Linked DNA regions of Homo sapiens: region 1 is linked to region 2. A link is an interaction called in ENCODE POLR2A ChIA-PET data of the cell type or tissue named here. Cell type or tissue: MCF 10A. All regions are shown on one strand. Region 1 overlaps IL6R (interleukin 6 receptor). Region 2 overlaps SHE (Src homology 2 domain containing E).

What was found. ChIA-PET counts read pairs that join two places held together with the same protein. Peaks named below come from ENCODE experiments on the same cell type or tissue, not always from the same donor. Only the 100,000 strongest peaks of a DNase experiment are listed, where the experiment ranks them.
Region 1: POLR2A ChIA-PET joins it to region 2 with 5 read pairs; 6 of 35 experiments call an interaction of 5 or more read pairs at or near these places.

Annotation. Positions count from the first base shown.
Region 1 is chr1:154,422,718-154,425,217 of GRCh38, reverse strand. All of the region lies in intron 1 of IL6R (interleukin 6 receptor), which reads right to left. Among named protein-coding and RNA genes, the nearest start is that of IL6R-AS1, 17 kb to the right of the region's middle. In MCF 10A, no CTCF peak of the experiment used is centred here; a DNase peak (open chromatin) is centred at 1,427.
Region 2 is chr1:154,483,116-154,485,615 of GRCh38, reverse strand. It overlaps SHE (Src homology 2 domain containing E), which reads left to right. Exons shown (of 6, transcript NM_001010846.3): 6 at 1,281-2,500. The coding sequence ends at 1,467. Among named protein-coding and RNA genes, the nearest start is that of TDRD10, 18 kb to the left of the region's middle. In MCF 10A, no CTCF peak of the experiment used is centred here; a DNase peak (open chromatin) is centred at 1,025.

The DNA of each region.
Region 1 (2,500 bases), 60 kb after region 2:
CAATTTCTGCCTCCAAAGAAAGAAGTAGTAAAAACTAAAAGGCAGAAATGAAATCCACAAGCAGACAGCCCGGCGCCACACCCTGGGCCTGATAGTTAAAGATCAACCCCTGACCTAATCGGTTATGTTATCTATAGATTATAGACATTGCATAGAAAAGCACTGTGAAAATCCCTGTCCTGTTCTATTCCATTCTAATTACCGGTGCATGCAGCCCCCAGTCACGTACCCCCTGCTTGCTCAATCAATCACAACCCTCTCATGCGGACCCCTTTGGAGTTGTGAGCCCTTAAAAGGGACAGGAATTGCTCACTCGGGGAGCTCGGTTGTTGGAGGCATGAGTCTTGCTGAAGCTCCCAGCCGAATGAAGCCCTTCCTTCTTTAACTCGGTGTCTGAGGGGTTTTGTCTGTGGCTTGTCCTGCTACATCACAACTGAACACACGGTCCAGTGCGTTGAACTCCAATGAGCACCTGATGGAGGCAGCAGTTTACCACATCCAGCCCACATCTTGAAGTCCATCAGTGCCTGAATGCGGTTACGTATGGAAGATGCAACGACACTTCTAATCAGTGCATCAATATTTCCACTTTTCCATTTTCCACTGGATAAAGCAGCTGTCAAGATAAAACCTAACACGGATTTCAAGTTCCTGCACAAATGACAAACTTGCAGGAGCAAAGATGGAAACAGTGCCCAAAGAGAACTGCTCCCAGTGCAATGCTTGCAATATCCCTTCCTCAGCTGATTCGCTGATTAGCAGAAATCAGAATTCACATGGCATGCAACAGACACAAGTGCAGGATGCATGAAGGTCTAAGGTAGGGGTCAAGGACCACTGCAGCTCATCCAATCACTGGCACTTTTCACATGGCACAGTCCTCAACTATATAAAGGTCCCTTCCCCGACCATGGTGACAACACTGGAAGCTCCTGGTCGTCACTCATCAGAGAACTTAGTAGGTGCTTCATGCATGTTTGTTGAATATAGGGCATGTTAGGGGTGCCCACAGGGACAGGGTCTCGGCACCAAAAACTCCCAGGCGCACGGTTTGCAGGTGAAGGGGTCTAAGTGGTGCCCTCTCGTGTTGTGTGATGGGCAGGCCCCAGGCTGGGGGGCAGAGGAGCCCGCTGAGGCAAGAAATAGACTCCTGGAGCCAGAGGAAGCTCTCTTTTCTGCTTCTGCCTTTGCCAAATCCAGTAAATGTCTTTCTGGTCATTTCCCCTACCCCAGTTCAGCGGGAAGCTCTTGCCATGTTTAGCGGCCAGCCTGAACAATAGCAGGGGCTGTTCTGCTCCTGCACTCACTAACAATGGCCAAAGTATCTGAGCAGCTCAGAGAAATACCAAATAAAAATACTTTTTTTTCCCTCTTCCACAAAAGCAGAGCTGCAGGGAGCAACATAATGGCCACTTCCTCTGCCAAGGAACTTGAGTAATGGCTTTCTGAATCTTTAAAACTGAGTCACTATTTTTTAAAACAGGGAATGATTAATTATAAACCACCCATTGGCAAGTATTGCCTGTCACAGCCCTGCTTCAAAATATATTTCCTCTAGAACCTGCGAACAACACTGTGTTAACTACGCTTTTAAAAGCACTGTATGCAGAATGATCAAAGAAATACTCATAAAGACTATAAGAAAACATACTTGCTAAAGTCAGAGTGGGCAGCACCGCCCCTTCCCTCCCACCCACTCAGCCCTCTGCCTCCTGACCCAAATCTCTGACTCAGTACCCCTGACAGCTGGGTGGCAGTGGGGAAGCCTCATGGGTGACTCTCAGAACAAGTAACATTCATAGAAGTGTCCTCTCCCTACCTCTGCCCTCCTCTCCAAATGATGGTGTTAGAGGTGATTTCTTTCTCTTCCCTGTGTCTTTCTGTAGTTTTTGAATTTTCTATAAGTTGCCTATATTGCTCTTATAATGAATACATATATATATATATATATATATATTTAATTAAACAAGCTACATAGCCTGGGTCTGTGTGAGTTAGGATTTCTAGGAAGGAGGGAGAGGGCACGGCAGAGCGCAGTGGGCACTGAGGGATGTCGGGGGATGAGGGTGGATTTTTCAATACAAGCAGCTTCCGAGCACCTTCAGGCCAAACAGTGCCACTTTGCCCTTGCACTGCTGAGTTCTCTCACTGTCACTGTCACTGAATTCTGCACCCATAGCCCAGCCCTCCCCTGTAGGCCTGATTCCCTGGTGGACACAAGACACCATCCCTGGGCTCAGCCTTGATTCCTCCCATCTGTCTGTTTTTCTGTTCCCTGGGAATCTGCTGGGGCCCTCCCTAAGTAGGCCCTACCAAAGAGAAGGGCCAAAAGGAAGAGACACGATGAGGAACCAGGTGAGGAGGGGGCTCCTGAGAGCAGTCCTTCCTGGTCCTGGGAGATATGCCCAGTCATTCTCATGCTCCCACCCCGGCCTGACACAGGCCTTGCATAGTAGGCCCTAGGAGACGGGGCACGCGGGGGCGAAGGCGTGGCTGGTGC
Region 2 (2,500 bases):
GGGTAGTACAGTCATTCTTCTTTTATTCCCTAGTATTGGGGACTTTAATAAATCAAGATCCCCCTGATTGTCAAAATGCCAACTGCAATTTTGACACCAGTTTCTTCTGGTGAAGAAGGAAATGCTGACTTGCCTGTTGCTCCCTCTGTCTGATTGTACACAGAAAATTCACTTTTGCCTGGTAGGCCTGGTGGAGTGTGTATCATGGAAATTCTCACTGCTCCGTGAGTTCAGTGTCCCTGTATTGGAGGATCATTGTCAAGAGCCCTAACAGCATTTCCTTCCTGAGGAAGCTGAGCCCCTGCAGCTGAAACAATCAGGCTGGAGGAGAACAGAGTCGGGCGGGGGAGTTGAGCAATATGGCTCAGAAAATGGGATAGGCCACCAGATATACAATACCAGGAATAGCTCGACTGTGTTCCTGAAATTGGTGCTTGTGGATTAAATCTTTGAGCTTTTGGTGCCAGCTTTCATTTTATACAACCAGGAATGGTCTTTCCAGATGCGAGGGGAGGAAATGGTTTTTATTATTATTATTTATGTGTTCTTTTTGGAAAAAAAGAAGAAGAACCCTTACTTACGTCCTTTTAGCTGTGGTGAGGAGGATGAGTTTTTTTGGGGTTTCTTTTCTTTTTCTTTTTTTTTTTTTTTGAGATGGAGTCTCACTCTGTTGCCTAGGCTAGAGTTCAGTGGCATAATCTCGGCTCACTACAACCTTCGCCTCCTGGGTTCAAGTGATTCTCCTGCCTCAGCCTCCCAAGTAGCTGGGATTACAGGTGCCTGCCACCATGCCCGGCTAATTTTTTTGTATTTTTTAGTAGAGATGGGGTTTTACCATGTTGGCCAGGCTGGTCTTGAACTCCTGACCTCAAGTGATCCGCCCACTTCGGCCTCCCACAGTGCTGGGATACAGGCGTGAGCCACCGTGCCCAGCCGAGGATGAGTTTCTACCTCACCTTAGTAGCCTCGTGCTTGGGCGTAAGCACTGGTTTTGCAATTTGAGAGCTAGAAGGGACTTGGCATTCTTTTTAATTGTTTTCTTTGTTCCACTACCTGATGACTCATATGTGATAAGGATAAACCACTCAAGGATTACATGCGTTTAGACTGTGAAATTTCTGAGAGTACCACTAGAGTGTGGAATGCATTTCTGTGTGTGTAGAACCATTACGGGATGGATGAGAACCTATCAACCTAGTGTGAATCTGGCTGCAATTGTTTTCAGTGGGGAGGGATCCTCTGCCCACTCATTCATGTCTCCTCCTTGATTTTCATTCCAGGACTAGTCAAGGATGTGTCCACATCATAGTGGCTCAGACCAAAGACAACAAATACACACTGAATCAGACAAGCGCTGTGTTTGACAGCATCCCTGAAGTGGTACACTATTATTCCAATGAAAAGTTGCCTTTCAAAGGGGCAGAACACATGACTTTACTCTACCCAGTGCACAGCAAGCTTCACTAAGATTCAGCCACTGCAAGCCCTGGGCCTCTGGCACCTTCAAGGGCATCATCAGCGCACAACCAGCATCTCAGAGGACAAGGCTGGACTAGCAACTGCTAGAAAATGGGAGTCTTCCTTGAAAAGTCAGAGAGTGATTTGTTTTGTTTTGTTTGAGACGAAGTCTCGCTGTGTTGCCCAGGCTGGAGTGCAATGGCGCAATCTTGGCTCACTGCAACATCTGACTCCTGGGTTCAAGCAGTTCTTCCCCATCAGCCTCCCAAGTAGGTGGGACTATAGGTTCGCACCACCACTCCCAGCTAATTTTTTTTTTTGTATTTTTAGTAGAGATGGGGTTTCGCCGTCTTCGTCAGGCTGGTCTCAAACTCCTGACCTCAAATGATCCACCCACCTCAGTCTCCCCGAGTGCCTGGATTACAGGCATGAGCCACTGCACCCGGCCAAGTCTTTGGTCTTAAAGTGATTCCATGACACTTTGTTTGTGGCCTGTCCCTTGTTTCCTTGCTAAGTAGTTCTACAATAAGAAATCATGATTTAGCTGTTGCCTCCAGCTCTGGGGTAGGGTGTTCTTTTTATGGTGTGACCCTCAGGAAGGTTAAGTCAGGAGTTCAGGAGCATCAGAGTTCTCTAGAAATGTGCCTACTTGTTACCTGGAATACCTGGTCTCTAAACAAACCAACAAAAAATCCACGTGGCTTTTCCACATGATGGTGCAGACTGGAAGAGGATGTTATATTGGACTCGTTATTGGGGAAATGAATGAGCGGGAGAAAATGTGAATGACGGGCAAGAAGGTGGTCTTTCTCCCTCAGAAGTCCTAATTCAGCTCTGGAGTTCATGGAAATCCGCAACTTCAGAGTGTGGCCTAAGGATTATTTTGTTGGTCAGCCTTTCCAAGAAAGTGTGTGTTCTCTCAATCTCTGTGGATTTTCTCATTTTTTAGCAAATCAGTGAGATAAGCATAAATAGGAAGGAAGATACCCCAGGTTTAAGAATCACCAATATCATTAGGCATTGGCATCATTATTAGAATTCT